Regions from separate parts of the Homo sapiens genome. Here all the other regions are linked to region 2. A link is a loop called in an ENCODE intact Hi-C map of the cell type or tissue named here. Cell type or tissue: IMR-90. All regions are shown on one strand.

The links. Hi-C counts contacts between places; a loop is a spot of excess contacts. Peaks named below come from ENCODE experiments on the same cell type or tissue, not always from the same donor. Only the 100,000 strongest peaks of a DNase experiment are listed, where the experiment ranks them.
Region 1: a loop joins it to region 2, with 3 times the contacts of the local background. A loop is called at or near these places in 4 of 110 quality-filtered maps.
Region 3: it touches region 2 in a loop (3.0-fold over the local background); 3 of 110 quality-filtered maps call a loop at or near these places.

What each region holds. Positions count from the first base shown.
Region 1 is chr7:136,958,124-136,966,123 of GRCh38, forward strand. The region is part of intron 2 of CHRM2 (cholinergic receptor muscarinic 2); the gene reads left to right. All of the region lies in intron 2 of LOC349160 (a long non-coding RNA gene), which reads right to left. Among named protein-coding and RNA genes, the nearest start is that of MIR490, 59 kb to the left of the region's middle. In IMR-90, no CTCF peak of the experiment used is centred here; no DNase peak of the experiment used is centred here; H3K27ac peaks cover 2,754 bases.
Region 2 is chr7:137,141,958-137,149,957 of GRCh38, forward strand. All of the region lies in intron 1 of LOC349160 (a long non-coding RNA gene), which reads right to left. Among named protein-coding and RNA genes, the nearest start is that of PTN, 200 kb to the right of the region's middle. In IMR-90, no CTCF peak of the experiment used is centred here; DNase peaks (open chromatin) are centred at 4,364 and 4,754; H3K4me3 peaks cover 561 bases; H3K27ac peaks cover 3,989 bases.
Region 3 is chr7:136,997,861-137,005,860 of GRCh38, forward strand. All of the region lies in intron 3 of CHRM2 (cholinergic receptor muscarinic 2), which reads left to right. All of the region lies in intron 2 of LOC349160 (a long non-coding RNA gene), which reads right to left. Among named protein-coding and RNA genes, the nearest start is that of MIR490, 99 kb to the left of the region's middle. In IMR-90, no CTCF peak of the experiment used is centred here; a DNase peak (open chromatin) is centred at 851; H3K27ac peaks cover 4,402 bases.

The DNA.
Region 1 (8,000 bases), 180 kb before region 2:
GCACATTTTTATGCTAACGGAAATGAGCCAGTTGAGAGGGAAGAGAACAGCTGGTGGAATAGATAAGAAGGCAACATCTTAGAGTTGGTAAGAGAAGAAGGAATCCAGTGAACAAGAAGAGACATTGTCTTTAGCTTAGACACAATGACTTCATCCATGATAGCAGCAGCGAGGGCAGAGTGGTTGGGCTCTGGTACTTGCAGCTCTTTGAATACCATGATGGGAGCCTGTGGGCACTTTATTTTATTCACTTCTATTTTCTATTGTACTTCTTACATCTATTGTAATTCTTACATCTATTGTAAAATGAAGAAGCAGTGTCATCTTTTTTTTTTTTTTTTTTTTTTTCTGAGACAGCGTTTTATTCTGTTGCCCAGGCTGGAGTGCAGTGGGGCGATTACAGCTCACTGCCACCTCTACCTCCCGGGGCTAAAGCCATCCTCTCACCTCAGACCCCTGAGAAACTGGGAATACAGGAGTGTGCTACCATGCCCAGGTAATTTTTGTATTTTCTATAGAGATGGAGTTTCACCATGTTGCCCAGGCTAGTCTCAAATTCCTGAGCTAAAGCCATCCACCTGCCTCAGCCTCCCACAGTGCTGGGATTACAGGTGTGAGCCACCATGTCTAGCCAGCATCATCTGTTGAGAGTAAGAATGGGTAAGGAAGTGCTGGAGATTAAATGAGACTTCAAATTACACAAATTAGTTTTTAAATGGCAGTAGGAAGTAAATGGATCACCAGCTCTGTCCACAATACAAGTGATTACCTCTTCAGTTGACAGTAATATTACTATTCCAAGTTTGAAAAATTTGAGCATATGCCCCTCGGTATGGTCTCTCTGAGGCCCACCAGTTTGTCTCTTCCTTAGCTTTTAGAGATGTCTGAAAAGATGGCTGAGAGGCTATTTTTATGTTTCTGCCCTGGAGACTCTGAACCTCTTCTGGGATAGGCACCAATATCATGTGAACAATGGTGACCCAAGTCATCTTCACCTTTCTCTTATCTCCTTCCTCTCCTTAGCTTCTATCCTCTAATAGTGCTCTCTAGATACATCCTTCAATTAAAAATAGTTTGAGAATTTACCCACCAATAAATCTATATACTTACAAATGAATGTATATCTTCTGCTATAGTAATTTTTACATTAAAATGTAACTCAGAGTATGAATTTTAAAGGAGGTTATGCCCTTCTGACCAAGATAAGCAAAGTGATTTGAGTGGAGGACTAACAAGAAATGCGTTTATTGAGATAGGAGTGCCTGAGACATGTGGATACCAACATCTGGTTCCGGTATTGTAGATCCATTAGGCCCATGCTAGGCTCCATAAGAGTGTAAATGTAGAGGTTGGTAAAAGAATTATCAGTAGAGTTTAAAAGTAGCCACAGAATGTGGAGGATGTGCTTGAATGTGAAGACAGAAACCAAACTCTACATTTTTCCATTATGGTGATTTCTGAAGTGGGTGACAGAAGACCAAAGCATATGTTAAGAAGGAAGTGAAGGGGGAGGCCACGGTGGCTCACACCTGTAATCCCAATACTTTGGGAGGCCGAGGCAGCAGATCACCTGAGGTCGGGAGTTCGAGACCAGCCTGACCAACATGGAGAAGCACGATCTCTACTAAAAATACAAAATTAGCTGGGCCTGGTGGTGCATGCCTGTAATCCCAGCTACTCGGGAGGCTAAGGCAGGAGAATCGCTTGAACCTGGGAGGCAGAGTTTGCAGTGAGCTGAGATCGCACCATTGCACTCCAGCCTGGGCAGCAAGAGCAAAACTCCGTCCAAAAAACAAAAACAAAAACAAAAAGAAGGAAAAGTGAAGGGTAGGGGGCTACTCTATCCCTGATTCTAAATAGTACAGCCTCATACAGTGCAAGTACTATCCCTGTGGTTCCTGGGGCTCTGGGTGAGGGAGAACGGAGAGCGAGGGAGGGAGTAGCTGTGTGGCTGTCCTAGAACTGGGCACCAAGCAAGCTGCGCCCCAACCTAAGAGGGGGCTAAAAGAATTAACTCTTTACCAGTGGTCAATGGCAGGCAAATGTATTTCTCTGTACCTGGGTCTTAGGAGATAGGAAATTCTGGAATGAAGCTGCATGCTGCCCTAGAAAACCATCCACATCATCTATACAAAGACCTCCATATTAACAGAGGCTGCTAGCAGCCAATGGAATGGGCTTGGACCTAGTACTACCTTCACATAGTATAGATGTGAAAAACTGCAAGGGGATGTTTGGCTTCTCTCTTTCTTCTCCCCATTTCTAACACCAGAGGAGCTAGACACTGGGGAAGGAGAGAAACAAACGTGGCTAAGCCAGAACATCCTATTCACTCATTCCCAGGTTCTCCAGTCAACAGACAAGGAAGGAGTCAAATAGATCACGATACCTCCCAACTCAGAAACCAGAGGTAAACTGGAGTAGACTAAGTTAACTATAAGTTGTAGAGTAACTGCTTAACTATAAGTTGTAGAGTAACTGCTAAAGTGAACAACTTAACTATAAGTTGTAGAGTAACTGCTAACATGAGATTTGACAAAACATGCTTGAAGGCAATGGTTAATAAAATATTCACACTTTTTTTTCTATTCTATAGCTCATTGTGTTGAGACTCAATAAACCAATCTCATAAGTACAGACATAAACTCTTTCACTTGCAATGGTTCAACTTAGTGATTTTTATTATTATTTTGTGATGGATATGAAAGCCATATGCATTTGGCAGGGCACAGTAGCTCACACCTGTAATCCTAGCACTTTGGGAGACTGAGGTGGGCAGACCACTTGAGGTCAGGAGTTTGAAACCAGCCTGGCCAACAGGGTGAAACCCCGTCTCTACTAAAAATACAAAAAAATTAGCCAGGCGTGGTGGCAGGTGCCTGTAACCAGCTACTTGGAGGCTGAGGCAGGAGAACTGCATGAACCCAGAAGGTGGAGATTGCAGCGAGCCAAGATGGCGCCACTGCACTCCGGCCTGGACGACAGAGCTAGACTTCATTAAAAAAAAAAATTAATTAAAAAAACCATATGCATTCAGTAGAAACCATACTTCAAGGACCCATAAAACCATTCTGTTTTCTACTATCAGTACAGTATTCAGTAAACTACATGAGGTATTCAGCACTTTCTTATCAAATATTTCTGTTTTAGGTGATTTTGCCACTGGAAGCTAATAATGTAAGTGTTCTGGGCAAGTTTAAGGTAGGCTAGGCTAAGCTATGATGTTTGGTATGTTGACTAAATGCATTTTTGACTTACAATAGGTTTATCAGGAAGTAACATAATCATAAGTTGAGGAGCCTCTGTACTATATTGTAAAATGTTATACTGAGATACTTTTTAAATGAGGCATACTCAACCAATTTTCTCCCACTAAAAATATGTTTAATTATTTTTAGTGAAAGCAAAAAGTTTCTGTTCAATTAATAAATACAAAATTTCTAATTTTTTTTCATTCTTTAAACTGTAGACTTTGGGGTACATTTCAATCTAAAAATTAGGACAATTGTTGGTGTAGATATTTATTTATATATGAGTTATATAGGTTTACTGGTAGGTAAATTCTCAAACATTTTTTAAACTGGAAGATGTATCTAGATAAACTTTATTAGAGAAAAGAGGTAGGAAAAGGGGTCCAAAAAAGGAAGGTGAGAGAAAGGGAGAAGGAAAGGAAAGAGAAGGAAGAAAACAAGAACTCAGAGGAGAAGAGCTGGTCATGGATATGTGGAGAAGAAAGTAGAGGAGAAGGAGACGTGGGGAGGACAGGGGCGTGGATCCTAGGGAAGACAGGATGGCTTGGATTGCTTGGTTCACATGACAATCAGTGCAGGTTCCAGAAGGAGTTCAGTGTTTTGAGGGCACAAACATAAAAATAGCTTCTCAGCAACCTTTTCTAGAATCTGTAAAGGGAAAAGGAACGACTGGAGGGCCTCAGACAGACTATACTGTGGGGTATATGACCACATTTTCATAACTCTGCAGTAATGACTGTCAACTGAATAGGTAACTGGTAATTCTGTTTTTTTTTTTTAGACAGAGTCTTGCTCTTTTGTCTAAACGAGTGCAGTGGTGCAATCTTGGCTCACTGCAACCTCTGTCTCTGAGGTTCAAGTGATTCTCATGCCTCAGCCTCCCAAGTAGCTGGGATTTACAGGCATGCGCCACCATGCTGGGCTAATTTTTTGTATTTTTAGTAGAGACAGGGTTTCGCCGTGTTGGCCAGGCTAGTCTCGAACTCCTGGCCTCAAGTGATCAGCCTGTCTCAGCCTCCCAATGTGCTGGGATTACAGGTGTAAGCCACTGCGCCCGGCCACAACTGGTGGCTTCTGAGGCCAGAAAGGATAGTAGAGGGTGAGTGGTAGTGGTGGCAGGGGAGAATTAAGTAGACTCTAAGTAAGAACAGGTAGTCATGCCCTGTTCTCTGAGGGCATTTGTTAAGCTTTCCATATTGAAATATGAAACTGTCCACTTAATTGAAAGTTAGTGGGGAAATGTAATTTTTTGAAGGAGTAAGTTTCATTTACTTGGCATCAGTTTAAAAAACAAAAACCCAGTACAAACTTGCAAGATAAGTTTCACCTGCCAGAGAACGACATTGTATTAGGAATAAGCAACAGCGTCCTTGTTAAAAGAGCCAGAAAAGGTCTAATATGCAAAGTACCCTCTGTACTACTGAAAAACCGCCTCATTGTGACTCAGAGTTCACTCACAGAAAAATAATTAAGGCCCTGAAAGTCAACAAGTATTTATTAACAGCTTAAAATATGTTCTACACTGTAGTAGGAATTATGGTGGATACAGTCTTGCTTTCAAAGAACTTACCCACTTGTAGGAAAATTAATAATTGAAATTGCAATAAAGGTTTGATACAGTTAGGGTTAAGTACTTACATTAGTTTTTACGAAAAAAGAATACAAATCAAATTTAATGAACTGGATGTGTGATGTTACATGGAAGAGTGAGAGGAGAACTGAGAGAAGAAAAAAAGAGAGAGAAAATTACTTTTGAAACAAAACATTGTCCCAGAGTTCAAGAGAAACAAAACAAAAAGGAAACAGAAGGTAAGACAGCAGGAAGCAGACACTAGAAAAGAAAAAGAAATAAAAGATAAGACCAGGGTGCCTGAATGCTTGTCCATTCCTTTTCTGTTTTCCGTTAATTAATACATTTGTTTTAAAAGCGTTTATCTCGTAAGCACGAGACATGGTGCTGAGCAGTGGAGAAACAGAGTTAAAGAAGACATGATCTCTGCTCTTGAGGAACTTACAATTCAAGAAAATCAAAGCAGTAAAGCACTGATTGCACTGCAATGGGTCAAGGATGCTTTGCCAGAAAAGATGTTCATAGGATTTCAGGAAGAACGTAATTTACTGACAAGACTTAAGGGCTCTAGGGTTTCAGATGGTTTGTTTTCAAGGATGAAAACTGAAGGAAGAATATGCTGAAATTAATGTTGGAAATTAATTATTCTCTATTCAAGGCGCACGTCCCCACAATTTAGTCCAGTACATTTCAGTTCATCTGCTCCCCTCTAGAGATATGGGTTAGCCAACCAGGGGTCTCAGTCCTGGGTTCACATTAGAATCACTTTTAAAAAAATGACGCCCAGGTCCCACTGTGGAGCATTTAAATCAAAATCACTTATGTGAAACCTGGGCAATTGCATTAATTAAAAAAAAAAATTTCTCTAGACAATTCTAATGTGCTTCCAGTGTTGAGATCCACTGAATACTGCTGTAGCAAAGGTTTCTCAAAGGTTTCCAGGTTGGTTACAGATGTTATAACAGAGACACCCTTGTCTTTTGGTGGCACTGATGTCCTCTCTTTATACTTCTCATTTGCGTACTGCACTGTTCGGCTGGGTTCTTGTGGTATTTAGTCACTGATGAAATCAACTGTATTTATTTGCAGAACATTCCTGTTTTGAAAGTTTGTCTATTTGCTGCCGGTCCATACAAATTCACCAAAAAGGTTTCAGCCAAATAATTCTTTCCCAGGTGTATCTAGTGAAAGAAAAGTAAATTCTGACAGTAGAAAATTTTCATTAGAATATAATTTTCAAAAAAAATTATTATTAGTTATTTGCCCTAAGAAATGGTTAAATATATATATATATGTTTTTAAATGAAAATTAATAACTTTTATATACAACACATCCATATATTATTGCTATTTAGGGGATCACTATTTCAGCTTGTTCTCATGCAGATAACTTTTACCCTCCTGCAGATTTTGTAGTCAATAAAAAATACAGCTGAAATTTTAAACTTCTATGACCTCTGGAAGCCTTTTGAGTGCTGCCTGGAACTTTTGTCTTTGGTCCTCAGTTGGCCTTGGCAGTATAAGGGCTGGGAGAAAAACATTTCTCAATTGCCTGCCTGCAAAATATCAGAAAATATTACGAGACCAGTCAGCATTGCCAAATTCTTTCTTCTTTCTTTGTCTAGTCTCCCAAAGGAAATATTGGATTCCTTCCTCCTTTTTCCTTTGCACACAGGAAAACTGAAGCTGCAAAGTTTAAGACAGAATTTCCCTGCCTATGTAGTCTGCCTATGTAGTCTGTTCATCAGAGTATTCAGTCCATGAAAGTCTGTAACAGAGGAAGCAAAGTACCCACTCTCTCTTCTCTCTGTGACATCTGTTCAGTTTTCTTACCTATTCTTTGTGACCAGTCCAACAACTACATCTAATAAAATAATTGCTAGCAGTTTATTTAAAGTGTCCAAAACTAACAACTCTCTGGTTGCCTTAAAAGTTATTAAGCTTCCTTCCCTTCCTTTCTGAACCTTTTTAGTATAATTTGAACAAAGGACCTTCTAGGTATTATAAAGTCTTACAAATATTGGAAATTTTGTTGAGAACTCATCACTGACATAAAGGCATGGACATTATACTTCATTTAAATAAAACAGGTATAAATAGTGAAATTTCTATGTCAAGAATTATATAAAAGTCTAGATATCTATGAATTAATGCAGACATGTATATTGTGGTGAGCTTTAAAATTATGATAAAATAATAGAGATTATGGTGTTTATGGTAACTTTTACAGCCTTCTTGTCAAAATGCTCTCTTAATTCAGGTATACAAGCTGATGCAGAAACAACATATATTAATGGTGAGGGGATTAAAACATCTGCATATTGGTTAGGAGTCCATTTTTTTTTCCTAAATAGAGACAATCTAAAATCTGAAAGAAATGTCTTGCTTTACTGTGACTTCCATACTTCAGTAGTTGAGGAAGTAATGAATGGAATTGCTATTATGGATTTATTTCTCATGGACAAGAGCAAATTAATTGGTGAAATTAAAGCCAAAAGAAATTGTCAGAGAGAATGAGCAGCCTGTTTTATTTTGCATATTAATTATTACATTTTGCCAAAGGAATTTTGAAACAGAAAAGGCACACATAAAATTTCAGGTCCAGATACTCTAAAAGAGAAAATAACTCAAAATAAATGGAATGGTCTAGAAATAAATGACACTGTAATTAAAAACAATCTTGACGAAGAAGAAAAAGAAGCTCCTACAGACACAAAAATTAATTTGAAAACAGCTTCATCTGAGTTGATATCACAGTGCAGTCCTCTAAAATCAGCCTCCCAGTGGTTGGCTGCAAAAGCCATTATTATGATGCATTCATGTATTAAAGAGATACACATAAAAATCAAGATGGGAAGAACACAGACAAAAATAATACAAAAGAATGGAATGTTGGAATAATTAGAATAGTATTTGGAAGGGAATACACCTAAATGAGCCATGATGTGTTGACAAAAAAAAAGAAAGCCAAGAGTGTGGCAGAAATAACCTTAAGCCTTTATTTGAAGAAAGAGCACAAGGAAAACCTAGAGCTCTTCCCTTTAGAATATGCTATAATATTAACCAAGTACCAGAGGGAGACAGAACTCTGATAATATTGTTTTTCTTCTACATTTTTCTATGAAGAATACTGTAAACTAGAAAAGGCAGAGTAATAATTGATGCCCAAAAAGGGGAAG
Region 2 (8,000 bases):
AATAGAAAAGACAAAAGAAAAAATAAATGAAGCCAAAAATTCGTTCTTAGAATGAGTAATAAATGTGATAAACATTCAGTCATACTTACTAGGGAAAAAATGGGAGAAAACATAAGTTAGAAATATCATGAATTAGAAGTGACATCATTGAAGAGTCTACAGACATTAAAAGAATGATAAGAAAATATATTTTTATAGTCTTAACACCATACATTCAGTTACCTAGATAAAATGAACAAATAAATTTCTTGAAAGTCACAAAGTATAAGTGCTCACTGATAACTGAATACATAAATAATGTTAATATATTGATATCAATTTATTAAGTTAGATTTGTAGGAAAAAAAAAAAACTTCTCACAAGAAAAACTCCAGATACAGATAGCTTCACTGGAGAAGAAAACCAAACATTTCAAATAAATAATACCCATTATACACCAACTCTTGAAGAAAATTTAAATGAAAGAAATGCTTCCTGCCTTAGTCTGCTTTGATTGCCATATAAAATACCAAGACTGCATGGCTTAAACAACAGAAATTTATTTCTCAGAGTTCTGAAGGCTAGATAGCCTAAGGTTAAGATGTGAGTAATATAAGATTCATTCTGAGTACTCTTGAGTCATAAGTAGTTGCCATCTCTGTGTGCCCACAAGACCTCTGGACACACAGAGAGGAAGGGAAAGAAAGAAAGCAAATTCCCCCATGTGTTTTCTTATAAGGGCACTAATCCTATCATGAGGGTTCTAATCCTTCTGACCTCACTCTGACCTTAATTACCTCCCTACAGCCCCATCTCTAAACACCATCACACTGGGAGTTAGGACTTAAACAAATAAATTTTGTGAGAACACAAAAGTTCAATTCATATCACTTTCCAACTCATTCTATAAAAATAACATTACCCTGATTCTAAAACTAGTTTAAGATATTACAGGAAAAGCACAGACCAATATCCCTCATGAGTGTAAATACTAAAAATCTAAAGAAACTTAGAGAAAATTGAGCTCAATGACATATTTTTAAAAAGACAATACATCATGATCAAGTGGAATTTATCCTGGGAATGCAATACTGGTTTATCAGAGGATCTGTCAATGCAAATCACCATATTAATAAGCCAAAAAAAACAAACAAAAAACCAAGTTACATATAATAATTTCCATGCAGAAATACTTTTGACCAAATTCAACTTCCATTTCTTTTTTGTTGTTGTTGTTGTTGTTGTTGTTTATTTTGAGAGAGTGTCTCACTCTGTCACCCAGGCTGGAGTGCAGTAGTATGAACACGGCTCACTGAAGTCTCAACTTCTGGGGCTCACACTATCCTCCTGCCTCTGCCTACCAAATCAACATCCATTTCTTAAGTATTTGATAACACAACATATTAAATTAAGTAATAATTTAATTGTACATTAAAAATAACTAAGAGTATAATTGGATTGTTTGTAACACAAAGGATAAATGCTTGAGGGGATGGATAGCCAGTTTTCCATGATGTGATTATTATACATTGCATGCCTCTACCAAAATATCTCATGTACTCCATAAATATATAAAGCTACTGAGTACCCAGAAAAAAATTAAAAATAAAATTTTAAACTTTCAGCAAACTAGAATTAGAAGAGAACTTCTGTAACTTAATAAAGGGCATGTGTGAAAAACTTACAAGTAATAGTTCTACGTAATGACTTTGGATCTGATTACAGGCCTGTATTCCATTACAAAATCCATCTAACTGCGTGCTTAAAATCAGTAAATTTTGTTTTATATAAATGATATTTCAGTGAATCTGGTGAAAAGTTACATTATAAAATCTCTCATGTAGAATGTTATTTTACCTTGCACGCTACTAATCATTATCAGAACATCACCTATAAATTTTTATTGAAAGGGGCTTCTCACCCCCTCCTCCACACACAAACTACTCCATTTTAAAACACAAATCATGACAAATTATTCCTTTCATCAAGAAAAATGGTGTCTATGTAACTTATTCCCAAGTGTTGTAATCTATTTTCTTCAGTGATATCTTCCTGCCAACAATTCATCATATTTTGTTTTCAGACCTTTAACAATGATATAAATTTTATGTATCAAAAATATTATAACAACCCATTTCTACTTATGTGTCAAATCTTTCCTCCTAATTATTTTATTTCTTCCACTTAATAAACAAATGCCCCGGGTTATTACAATTTGCTTTTCCCCTGGAGAGTTTTATACACTTTATTTACACTGCCTCACCAAAATTATTAACAAGAATATCTTATTATTATTACATTATAGTGTCCCCAGGCAGAACCTGAAGTCTTGCTGAAACTAAAAGCTGGCAGAAGCTATTGATATTTTTATACAGTTCCAGGTAAGACAATAGAGAGAGGTTAGCATAAAGAGCTGAAGCTATTTGGGCTTCTTAATGCAACATAGATGAAAAGAGTCAAGAATGTAGTCCCAGCCTACCAAAAAAATAAAAACAAGAAAATTAGAGCAGGTGATAGAAAACCAGGGTCAGAACAAAACTGACAATTAAGGGTTGCAGATAACTGCAAACCAAGAGTCAGAGACTTGAGAGCAATGTCAACAAAGGTAGAGGAATTTGGGACTAATACATCAGCGAATTACTGGGATCTTCAGAATCAAAACAAAAATGAAATAGGAAGCATTCACAAGGTTTAAACTTGAAAAAGTATGTCTGGATCAAAGCATCTATTTGCAGATAATTACCCCCAAGTTTCTGTCTACAATCACTAACTTTAATCAAATGATCCTCTGATATGCCCGTGCTCACATAGGCCTTGCTCTTCTGGCCCTGCAATACTTTGGACCAGAAAACAGATTGATGCAATGAAGGGAGGAGAATCAGAATGAACAGTTTAATTAAAATAACATTTTTAGCTGAATTCTCAAGGTATTTACGTCTAAACCAGATATCTTTCTCTCTTTCTCTTTTTTTTCTTTCTTTCCTTTTTTTTTTTTAGACAGAGTCTCACTCTGTCACCCACGCTGGAGGACAGTGGCACGATTTCAGCTCACTGCAGCCTCTGCCTTCCCAGTTCAAGTGATTCTTGTAGCCTCCTGAGTAGCTGGGATTATAGGCATGTGCCGCCATGGCCAGCTAATTTTTTTTTTTTTTTTTTTTTTTTTTAGTAGAGACAGGGTTTCACCATGTTGGCCAAGATGGTCTTGAACTTCTGACCTCAAGTGATCCACTCTCCTTGGCCTCCCAAAGTGCTGGGATTAGAGCCGTGAGCCATCACGCCCAGCCCCAGAGAGCTTTCTTACTTGAAATTCTTGTTTCTATCTATGCTTTGGCTTTTCTTACCATTTTGATGTGTTCTTGGTATCACCTTGAAAAGCCCTGTTACTGGTTTCTCCTTTCTCATCCCGTGATTCAGCTCCATGGATAGCAGACTAGAGTTGTAGCCTACATAAGAATGTGGCTATAATTTTGCATATCCTTGGCTTCTCACTCTGCCCAGTCTTTATTTCACAGTAGCAGCAATCACATATTGACAAGACGTATTGTTTAGAAGACTTTTCTAAGACTTACAGAAAGTGCTTGCTAGAAGTATGTCTTGGATTATAATATCATTATTAATACAGCAATAGTGTTTAAAGAGTATTCCAGGATTCCAATGAATGTATTTTAGGCAACAGAGTTAAGAGCTCTTGTCCAACTGGGCTTGTTGAACTGTATCTCTAGTCATCATTGTCCCATTTGTTCTTAATAGAGTTATCACTTGAATGAAATGAAATTCTAAGCAAAATAAAATAATTTGAGTTAGGTCAGGAAGAGAAGTTCTGATTTGAGAAAGCTACATAGAGTTCAGAGAAGCTGAGAGAATCTAGAGAATCTCTGGGTTCTTCGTTCTTCCCACTCACTACACAATATACACAGAAATTTACCCTTAAAATTTCATCTCTCACTTTTTTCTTATCATTAATATTTTTTTCCTATTTCACCATTTTCCTGAATTCTGTTTATATTTAGTCTTACTACAGAACTTACTGGCTACTAGGTTGTAATTTAGAAGGACATTTCCTTGCAGATATATTCTGGAAGATGTCACTATCAGCAGCAGAAATTCAGCTGTCCTGACCAATAAGAAACATTCCGTTGGTCTTTGCACAAGAATGTGCCCACTTGGACTGTTTAATGAATTGTAGGTCTCACAAATTGCAGCCACTGTGTCTAAGGAATGTTCTCTCTCATTAAACAAATTATATTATTTCTAGGCCTCCCCCACACTCAAAACATACTCAATTTTCTTAATGACTCTGTAAGACAAGGTTTAGATAATACAGAAGGCATGGATATAGTATGATACTGAGGTCATAACAAATATTCAAAGTGACTCATGGAGTGTTAGCCACAGGGATTTGCCTCCTCTCTGAGGGATTTTGTTTTTGTAGGTTCACTCATAAAGATTAAAAGAAATAGGCAATGGGATAGTAAACTGGAAAATATATTTGAAGACATAATTCAATTTCTATCCAGTGGCAAAAAAAAAAAAAAACCAGCTAAGACGTTATAATATTGTCTCTGCCTTTTAATTCTCTAAGTGAAACCAGACTATCATGTAATAAATCTACTTTAAAGTGATTCTTTTAAAGGTAAAAAGTTGAAGGTAACCACAGAGAAGAATTTTAACCTTATGAGTAATAATCTAAAATGGTTTTTGTATTTATGTCTAAAACGAATGCATTGTCGGAGCAATCTGACCACGCAAATTCCTGTTACTGACGGGCAGAGCTGGGATTCCTGTTGTAAGCCTGATGTGGCTGTCTTCCTCTCCCTGTTCCATTTCTAGAAGTTGTAATGTTAAGATGCCACAATGCCTGCTGATGGTACTAGACAGAGTATTGCAGATGTTCTTTGAATACAAATACTGCCTGCCTCACATACCCGTGAGAATAGCTGCAGAATGGAGGCCATGATTAGAGGATGGAATTCAATGACCATTACTCCTGCTTATGTTATTAATTAGAAACATTCTACACATAAACAAGAGTTTCGGAGGAGCCTGTTATTAATGTAACAAAGAGATCTTTTCAGTATCTGCCATTTACACACACACGGTTCTCAGTGATTCCCAGAAATTGTTAGTAAAATCAAGTTGTTTAGAGCGCATGGCCAGATTTTTCTCATTTCCCAACCTCTGTGCAGAGCATGCTGGAATGAGTTATTGAGGGAAACTCTAAGAATAGAAATACTATTAATTCATGCATGTATAAAGTGCTTAACAGCTTACAAAACACATGCATACCTGCTACCTCATTAATCTTCACAACCATAAGAGATATGTTACTGATATTATTGCCATTTTACAAAGAAGAAAAAAAGGAGGTTTGGGAAGCATAAATAACTTTATAGGATCACATGGCTATTAAAAAGTGGAGTTGGAGCTACCATTTATATTTTTGATTGCAAGTGTGGGGAGTATCTACACTGAACTAAAAAATGACCAGCTAGCTCCAAAATAGAAAATACCTATAATTAGGCATGGTCCTCTCTGAACATAGCAAGTTATCTTTGCTGAATGCTAGATGTACATTCCACGCATAGAAGCAGAGAGGGCATTGGTGGAATTTGGTGCCTCTCCAAGCAGTGCTCCTTAGAATGCGATTCACATATTGGGTTGGTCTGCTGTTCGTAACTGGTCTCAAAGGAGATAAGTGCCAACATGGAGAGTAAGCATTTGGAATGTGGCATGGCAACTTCACAGAGTAAATCTGTATCTGTTGAATGACAAAAAATTGGAGTTTATATTTTGAATGTCCTTTTAAAAAAGTTTTATATTTTGTATTCATTTATGTTTATTGTATTTTACAAAAGGAGCAGCCCACAAGAAATTGTGGGAAGAAAATGGTTCCTCTCCCAGTTTTGCGTGCATGAGAAGCTCCACTTCAGGGGAGACTCACCTTGCCAAACTAGAGAATGCATCTGTGTTCAAATTCCTCAGGGCATCCTTAACAAGCTGTGTTCCACTCCACTGAATTGGCTTCCCGTGGATTCTCTCTGAAGGGCCCCTACATATTGTTTCCTGAGGAAACCTGAGTTTACACCAACATATCCTTGTCTGTAATGACCACTTCTGAAGAGTGGTTGCATTAGTTTTCTCTTGCTGTGTAAAAAGTTAGCCCAAACTCACTGGCTTATAACAACACCCATCTATTATCTTACAGTTTTGGTAGGTCAGAAGGCAGGGCACACATAACTGAGTCCCCTGCTCAAGGCCTCACAAGGTTGAAATCGACATGTTGGTAGGACTGCATTTTCATCTGGAGTTCAAGGTGCTCTTCCAACTCAGGTATGTTGCTGGCAGAATTCAATTTCTTGTGGCTGTAGGACGGAAGCCCTGTTTTCTTGCTGTCAGCCAAGGAGTGCCCTCAGGTCCTAGAAGCTGCCTCAGGTCTTAGCCAAATGGAGCTCACCAGAGGCAGTTCACCACATTTGTTTTCTTCCAAAGGAGTGGGAGAGAGATTCCAGTGTGTGACCTTCTTTTAAAAGGGTTACCTGATCAGGTTAGGCCCACCCAGGACAATCTCCCTTTTGATTAGCTCAAAGCCAACTGATTAATAGCCTAATCAATGACCTGGTATCCTGTTATGTTCATTGGTCCCAACAACAGTGAAACCGAGAAGATTATACCTGGCATGTATGTTCAGATGAGAATTTAGGGTGCATTTTAGAATTCTCACTACCACAGAGGTCGACACTTGATAAAAAGACACAAGGAAAATGCATTGCTCTATGAACTTGTCTTGCTACTCTCTTTAAAAAGTTTGCCTGGTAATACTATTAATTAAAATGTGTTACATTTCATTTATGTTGAACTTCACTGATTCCATTCCAGACTCTGCCCTCAATTTCAGAGAAGGAAGAATCATCTGTCTTAAGAGGTGTTTTGATCTTAAAATGCCAAAACAACAGTCTCTAGAGCCTTCATGAATCAAATTCAGACCCATCAATGCTTTCTACTGTGGCACTGCCAGATTGCTGGAATTATACTCATTACATCCAGCAGTTATGGGACTATGGGACTGTAAATGGAATAGAGCACATAATCTTAGGATGAGGTCAGGAGAAGTCAGACTTTGAAACTAACAAAATGGACACATAGTACAATGCATGACAGCATCTGTAACACTTCTTGGAGTGAAGTCTTTTAGATAATTTACTTTGGAAACTAAGGCACCAAAACCAAGATAAAATGAAATAAACTACAATCTTAGAAATCATAATAGTTCTGTCACTAGGTAATGTTATAACAGGAGGTTTGAACATGAATAAAAAATGCTGGAGAAGAAGTCATCAAAAATTAGAATTTTGCAGTCTCCAGTACTATTTAAAGACAATGAAACTCAAAATCATTGACTTAAAAAAAGAAAGCAATACCTGTGGTGGTTACACACAATATGAAGGAGTATCACTGAAGCTTAATAACTTTTCTCTTAATACCATTCAATTCTGTTCATTAGCAATAGGCACTAGCATTTATATGGTACTTTCAAAAAGAATATTTCATGTTTTTATAGACACACTTCAATTTATTCTAAGCTTAAAGTGTCAAAACCTCCTTCTCATGATGGTTTGTTTTGTCAAGTAGATTGTCTTAGTTAAAAAAAAAAAAAACAGACAAAAAAAGCAAGCAAGAAAGGTACTCTATGCAATAGTTAGAACCCTTTGGTGCTGCAACGAACAAATTTCTTCTAACTAAATTAAAGTGGCATTCACAAAAAGGATGACAAAGGACAATTCTTTTTTTTTTTTTTTTTTGAGACGGAGTCTTGCTCTGTCCCCCAGGCTGGAGTGCAGTGGCGCAATCTCGGCTCACTGCAAGCTCCGCCTCCCGGGTTCACGCCATTCTCCTGCCTCAGCCTCCCGAGTAGCCGGGACTACAGGCGCCCACCACCACGCCCGGCTAATTTTTTGTATTTTTAGTAGAGACGGGGTTTCACCGTGGTCTCGATCTCCCGACCTTGTGATCCACCCGCCTCG
Region 3 (8,000 bases), 140 kb before region 2:
AAATAAGCATGTAAGTCATCAGATCACTATTTAGTTTGTCCACTAAATAAGCACAGGATGAAATCACTGCCACAGAGGTGTCAGTTAATTGAGGAATCAGACAGCTGGAGAGACAGACTGGGTGAGAAAACACCCTTATCCCAAGGACAAACCTTTGCTATGACATTGAAGAGAATATACAAATGAACTTGCCAAGTAAATTGCTTTCCTTCTCTAATATATGATCTCTTGCTCCAATGCTACAGCTGGCTTTTAATGAGTTAGTAGGTACATATGGAGCTAGATTGAGAGAATTAGTTCAAGCTCATACGTTTCAATATTGAGAGTGAAATGAAGATACAGATAGCAATTTGAATCTAATTTTCAAGCCTGCATGGATGAAGGGTCACAGAAGGAAGCTGAGATGTACCAGGATATTGAAGGTGGGAGGATTGAAGATAGTGACAAAGAAAACCACAGCTGACACAAAGTGAGTCCTCTTCCATAAGGCCAACAAGGCCGAAGTAGCATAAATTCAAGAGAGATTGAGTTGTTTTCTTTTTGTAGATACACAGGGTACAGTATTTAGGAAAATGCAGATCTAAGGGAGACGTGAGTGACATCATCTCTGACCTCTCAGTCAGCATCATATGGATCCTAAGAGAATTCAAGTAAAATTAGAATCCTAAGACTCTTTTAGAGATGAAAGAGATGTTAGAGTCAAATGTCCTCATTGCCACAGGGACAAAAATCAAACTCAGAGAAATGAAATAGCATCTCTGGAATGACAATGCACATATTTTAATATCACATGCACATGCCTTTTCCATGAGTTTAGATCAACATTTCTGTTTAAAAACAAACAGATCAACGTGAGAAACGGAGAGGTGGTTTGGGTGGACAATGTGTCTACTGTCAATTTGCTTGAGTTCCTGAAAAAGGCATCATCTTGCAAATTTTTTTATTTTTGAGATGAAACATATTCTAAATAAGAACCCCTCTCAGATTACACCCCAAAGTATTAAATTAAAAAAGAAAACATGTGCACATAGTGACTCAGGAGGAGCAAACAATAGAAGTAGCTACCAGTTAGTTAATCACGCCAAATAGGTAGTTTGCAAGAAAATAAAGGCAGTATCAAATTTTAAAATTGTAGAAAAAACCCTCACTTAGATACATTGATAATTTGGGATTGGGGCTTATTTCACATAGTAGGTTTATTTAATTTAGTCATGAAATTCGCCCATGAACACTGTTGCTAATTCATGTACTTCTTTCCCTACCCTGTTTATTTGCTGTTCACTATATAGCCTAAAAATGGAAATCAGTTGAGTCATCATGAACGATGTTTATTACTGTTCATTATCTTTCAAAAATGTACCATCGGGGAGGGGAAAGAGAGCATCAGGATAAACAGCTAATGCACATGGGGCTTAATAACTAGGTGATGGGTTGACAGGTGCAGCAAACCACCATGGCACACGTTTATTTATGTAACAAACTTGCACATCCTCCACATGTATCCTGGAACTTTAAATAAAATAAAATATATTTTACTTCTTTTTTTAATTATACTTTAAGTTTTAGGGTACATGTGCACAATGTGCAGGTTTGTTACATATATATATACACGTGCCATGTTGGTGTGCTGCACCCATTAACTCGTCATTTAACATTAGGTATATCTCCTAATGCTATCCCTCCCCCCTCCTCCCACCCCACAACAGGCCCCGGTGTATGATGTTCCCCTTCCTGTGTCCATGTGTTCTCATTGTTCAATTCCCACCTATGAGTGTATTTTTAAAGCTACTAATAGTTAAACAGAAGTCACACATGACACATTCTTGCTCTGGATATCCAAAATCTGCTGCTGTTTGTTCTACATACAGGATAAGTAAATAGTACAGATACTTCTGTTCCCAACTGCTTCCCGATACTACATAAATGCTGCCACAGTCTGCAACCAAGGTTCAATTTCTGGAAATGTTGGTGAACGGGAAACAACTGTTAGCAAATTTATGTATTACAAACTTATAGAGTCCAGTAATAAATGGTGATGAATGTAAGAGGATGTGACTTCATGAAAATTGTTATTATATGGAATAAGTAGAGCAAAGCTATACAATTCACCTGAGCTTAAGAAATCCATGAATATGTTTTCTAAATAACAGAAAGTACTAAAACAACATCTCAAACAGACCTATTGCACAGATGACAATTTTACAAACTGTAAAGGTAATTATTTTTCTACTACTCCCAACCTAGCCAGAGTCAACTATTGCTTTTAAACCTTTAGACCCTCACTCATCAGTATTTTCTTTTGTTCAGCTTGTCTTTCATAATTCTTTTTCTTTCTTTTTTTTTTTTTTTTTTTTTTCGGACAGAGTCTCGCTCTGTCACCCAGGCTGGAGTGCAGTGGCGCAATCTCGGCTCACTGCAACCTCCACCTCCCAGGTTCAAGTGATTCTCCTGCCTCACCCACCAGAGTAGCCGGGATTATAAATGCCCGCCACTATGCCCAGCTATTTTTTTGTTTTTTTAGTAGAGACGAGGTTTTGCCATGTTGGCCAGGCTGGTCTCATACTCCTGACCTCAGGTGATCTGCCCACCTCGGCCTCCCAAAGTGCTGGGATTACAGGTGTGAGCCACCGCGCCTAGTCTCATAATATATTATTATTAAAAAAAAAGAAAGAAAGAAAAGAAAGAAAGAAGGAAGGAAGGAAGGAAGGAAGGAAGGAAGGAAGGAAGGAAGGGAAAAAAAGCAAGTAAACCAAATATTTTTAAAGGCTTTCCTTAACCTACCTTTCCTTAACCTACCTTTCCTTTAAATCACTTCTTCTTTCTATTTTGCTTTACCATCACATTATAAAATAGGGGTCTGTCTGTTCACCTTTTTTTTTTTAATCCATCCCAACACAAGCACTACAATGCATGTAACCAAAAACACCTGTCACGATTTTTTATCCTTTGGCTTTTATATCCTTGTGTACTTTATTGAGTGATTCATAATTTTCCAATTCGCTTAACCCCAGCATATGAAAATATTGTTTGAGTTTTATAACTCCATTGAGCCTTTAACCATTTAAGGGTTTGTTTTGTTTGAGAAGGAATGTGTGGTTCATACTTAGAATAAAGAAGCCAGCTATAGGGTGAGTGTTAAAAACTTGGTTATAAAACTTGAGATCACATATAGACAGAAATTAAACTTTATTCAAGAGGCTTCCAATCTACATTTTAAAGCACAGCTTGGAAATCTGAGGATGTACTGGGCATTGTGCCAAACATAATGAAAACTCCCCACCCCACATCTTCATCCCTGCCCCCTTCAATGCTTGTTTTTGGTCTTTCTGTAGTCTAGCTACTTCCTCCTCCCCCCTCAGACAGGGTTGTTCCCACTGTGATTTACTAGTTTAGCACTTGTTTAAAGAGGCCGGCTTTATGCACAGTCATTTGTTATTTTAATAACAATACAAAAAAGAAAATATATATACTGAGCAAAACGGGTCAAGCTGTCACCTTTGAGCTTTACAGTGGGCTTTGAAAGCAACCAAACAAGGAAGAGCCAGAGGCAAGCTGTTCATAAGTTACATTCCTAAATGCAGACACAGAGCTGAGGATGCTTTTTCATGAAGAACAGGGACTAAGAGGTGGCCTATGAATGAGAATGATTCTGTCCTTGGAACATTTGAGCTAAGTATTTCCTTCCCAACAGCCAAATATGAACCAGAGAGAAGTCTGGTTGGGGGATGCACAGACCTTTCATTTAGGGCTAGGATGAGATTTGGCCGTGGCACACTGGAGAGGGCCTTCTCAGCAGGTTGTGGGGGGCTATCTCATCACCAAAGGACTAGCAATACAATAGGTCTGTATCCCTTGTCTTGCTATGGGAGGCCTGCTCTAACCTGGTTACGACCCCTGAATTCTAGGATGACAAGGCTGTGTCTCATCTGTGGAATAATATTTCCAGATAAATGTTTTATAGTAGTCACCGTATCATAAACAAAGTTAATTCTTTTATCCTAGCCAGTCTCAGCAGAAGAGTAACATGACATGAGAGATTGGGAAACTGTCCTTCTGTGGGGTTCTTCAGACAACCTAAGCCATCTCCTACATCCTACACTCGCTGAACATAGAATGGTTGAAGGAAAGAATGAATACATATGTAGAAGAGAAGAATCTTGCTAAAAGGAATGAAGTTGTCAAGATAAATAATTAAGAGTAAGAAAGAAAAAATATGAGAAAAGCCGGTCAAGAAGACTGGCATTTAGAAGAAAGAATGCTTTCTGGTTTTTTGTTTTGTTTTGTTTGTTTTGTTTTGTTTGTTTTTTATCACAAGTTGTTTTATTTCAATTAGCAAAAGAGTTTAAGTGAAATTTTTTAAAAAGTTGTTTATTTGAAAATAGCATTTAGAGTGATATGGTAAATGCAAGTTACAAATTAACTTTATGCATATTTATAGATCATGCTCTAAGCACTCAAATTTGACATATGAAATTTTGTTATTTTTATATTTTTCAACAATACATCTCTCTCTTAGTTTCATGATTTGTTCTAAATTTGTGGAGGACCAGAAATTTTTCTTTAGTCCCTCAGAAAGATCATCTTTTTCTCCAAAATAAACTGCTTTCAGCAAAAGTAAGTTTAGATTTACTAAGTAATCTTTCATAGATCTACAGCAAGAATTTTAAATAGAGGTTCACTTGTCTGTGACACTTTGACCATTGGGTTAGGAAGAGGATTAGTCACTAAGTTTTAAATTGACATTTCTTGAAGTATAGATTGAAGATATCATTTCAGCATAAGAATCAGGATACCACAGAATGACAGTGAGATTTCTGGAATCCTTAAAATAAGTAAAAGTAAATAATAAAAGTGACATAGAATAGACTCCTATAATATAAAAATTATTTCAGGTTACTTATTTTCTTGAGAGAAATAGAGAGTACATGCTTTGTTTCTGTTTTTGTCCCTTTTTAAATGCTCTACTTGTTGATTAGAATCAACTGTTAAATTATAATGGACTCAGTAATAGTGACTGCTTAACAGTCACTATTATCATGGTGTATTATGCTAAGAGGCTGTTATATTATGTGCCTTTTTAAAAATATTGTCAATGGTAGATTTTATTTTCCACATCTTCTAGATCTTCTAGATGTGGAAAGGGGGTCAACAAATTTAAGCTCACACAATGAGAAAATAACAGAGATAGGCTTCCGTTTCAGGTTTAACTCCAAAGTCTTGTCTACTGCGTTCACAGATGCATCACAGTTAACTGGGTACGAAGTTATGGAAGGAACAGTTGCATCCCCTATACAGCATGAAGCCAGCATTTCTGCCAGCAAATCTCTTAGAAAGATATGCAGCCTGGTAGGGCTTGCTGCTGTCTCCCTCAAAAGGAGGAATCTGAGAATCAAATGCCATTCTTCAAGCTTCCATAATTGCTTACAGGAGTCTTGTTTTGTGAATTGCAAGTTCTCCTTGTACAGCATGTTGTCACATTCCACTGATGCTTTATGAGAAATTTTCCTTAACCTTTAGAAGAACAGAGACATTCTTTCTTTCTTTTCTTCTTATATGTTATTACCCTTTCCTCCTCAACTAACATACTTGATGTATGCATATGCATGCATGCATACACACACACACACACACACACACACACACACACACACACACACACACACACACACACACACACTAGTTAGGTGAATAAATACAGGCCCAGGCCCAAACCTCTCAGCTTCCTATTTCCTTCCATCTTGGGGTATTCTGGGGTTAGTAACTACTCACAGAATCCTACTCTAACATGTTATCTTAGAAGTCCAGGTGTGTATACTCCTAACCCAGCAGACAATGCATGCTAAACCAACTTTGCTGATAGTAGTATAATTGTTGATATGGTTTGGCTGTGTTCCCACCCAAACCTCATTTTGAATTGTAGTTCCCATAATCCCCACATGTTGTGGGAGGAACCCAGTGGGAGGTAACAATCATGGGGTGGTTACCCTAGTGCTGTTCTTGTGATAGCCAGTGAGTTCTCATGAGATCTGATGATTTGATAAGGGGCTTTTCCCCTTTTGCTCGGCACTTCTCTCCCCTGCCGCCTTTGCTTCCCCTTCTGCCATGCTTGTAAGTTTCCTAAGGTCCTTCCAGTCCTGTGAAACTGTGGGTCAATTAAACCTCATTCCTTTATAAGTTACACGGTCTTGGGTATTTCTTCATAGCACTCTGAGAATGGACTAATACAATTGTGCTTCAAGGAAAAACCACACTGCCTAGAAGATTTATGAACAAGTCCCAATCCATTTGCTGTCTACTGGAAGATCTTCCATTCTCAGGCATTATATAGGAATGGAAATTGTATTTAAATACTTCTGTATGTGAACTACTCACAATTTAGCTACTTTTTGTCAGATGACACAGTAGAGATGGGGGCAGAAAAAATGTACTGAGGACATTTCCAAGTCAAGATGGTTTATTTCAAGAAGGGAAATGCCACTTTTTTATCCTAGCTTTCACACTGGGCATAGTCCACATGGAACATACTCCCTGATAGAGGTAAAGATTATGGTTTGGTAATTATATCTCAGTCTAAATGGGAGACAGGTATTTGGAGAGTCTGGAGGTAAAGAGGAGTCAGGGTATTTAAATATTGATGTAGTCTCACACTAAGGGTGTTGGAAGAGGGAAGGGGCTGAGGTCTTCGGAAGAGAGGGTGGGCACAGCATGTGATGACTTATCTTACATATATTCAATTATGTTGTGATTCCCCTGAGGTCATAAACCAAAAAGTCATTTCATTTCAAGCAGTCTGGAGAGTTGACTGCCCTGATTTACCACATAAACCTCTTCATTCTCTCTGACCAACTGGCTTTATTTTAATTCTAAATTAGTGCTTTAGATACAAAAATCTTTGCTGAGTTGATGCAGCTTTTTATGTTTCTTCATCTCAATTGCCATTAGATCATTTAGTAAAGACTTTAATCTTCTCCCTGCTCTCATTTTTTCAAGTTTTCATGGGATAACACTGCGGTCATTTGGCTCAGTTCTAGAAATAGTCTGCAATCAAACTCTGGGGAAACAATCATTTTGTCTTTCGACTGGAAACAATAAAAATAGTTGCTTCCCATTACTCTCCACACTTCATTACTATTTTATTTTTACAGCTTCGTTGAATCTGGTATGAATCTTAATTATATGAGGCCTGTGTCATTTCTGTCATTGAAAAGCTAGAAGAACCAAGATTTAGCTATATGGGGGTGAACTGGTTTCTCTGTACCCTATACCTACATTCTAGGATGGCTACTAGAAGAGTGATGGTGTCCATTAAGCTCATACTTATCAGTGCATGTGTTTTAAGAGGCGATGACTAATAATAGCATGTCTACAAAACACAATCCACTTGCTTTACTTTTCATATAAATAGGCATTTTAATGAAAAGAGCAACTTTCTCTTTCTCTCCATAAGCAATGCAGCCTTAAGTAGAGACATGCTTAAAATAAATATATATTCCTAAGTATAACTAAGTGTCCTTGTCTCTACTTAACTATTATAAGATATGCTATCTGAATATTTGTTTTCTATATACTCTGAAAAAAATTTCACTTCTATGTGCACCTCCTAATATTTTCACAGCCTCTAATCTCACTTATTCTTATCCCAACCATCCTGGTCTATTCTTCAGAGGAAAAGTACTAACTTCCTCTTTATCTTCTCTCTTCTCCCAAACTGACTTTTGTTCCTCCCTTTAAAGTTGTCCTTGACCTACTATCCAAAGCTCCACATTGCCATGTGCTCTGTCTCAGCTTCCAATGGGCACATAGACCATTGAAAAGGATCCCTAAAAGGATATTTTGTTTGGAGCTGCTCAGCTTCTCTAGAACAACTGCTTTTATTCTAGAATTTTCTATCATAGTCCTAAAAAGCCTCAATTCTCTGCAAATTTGATTCACATTTTTAATTCAAAGCAATGAATTAACTAATTTAGAGTTATTAAACCAGCAGCCTGCCGACTTTAGGA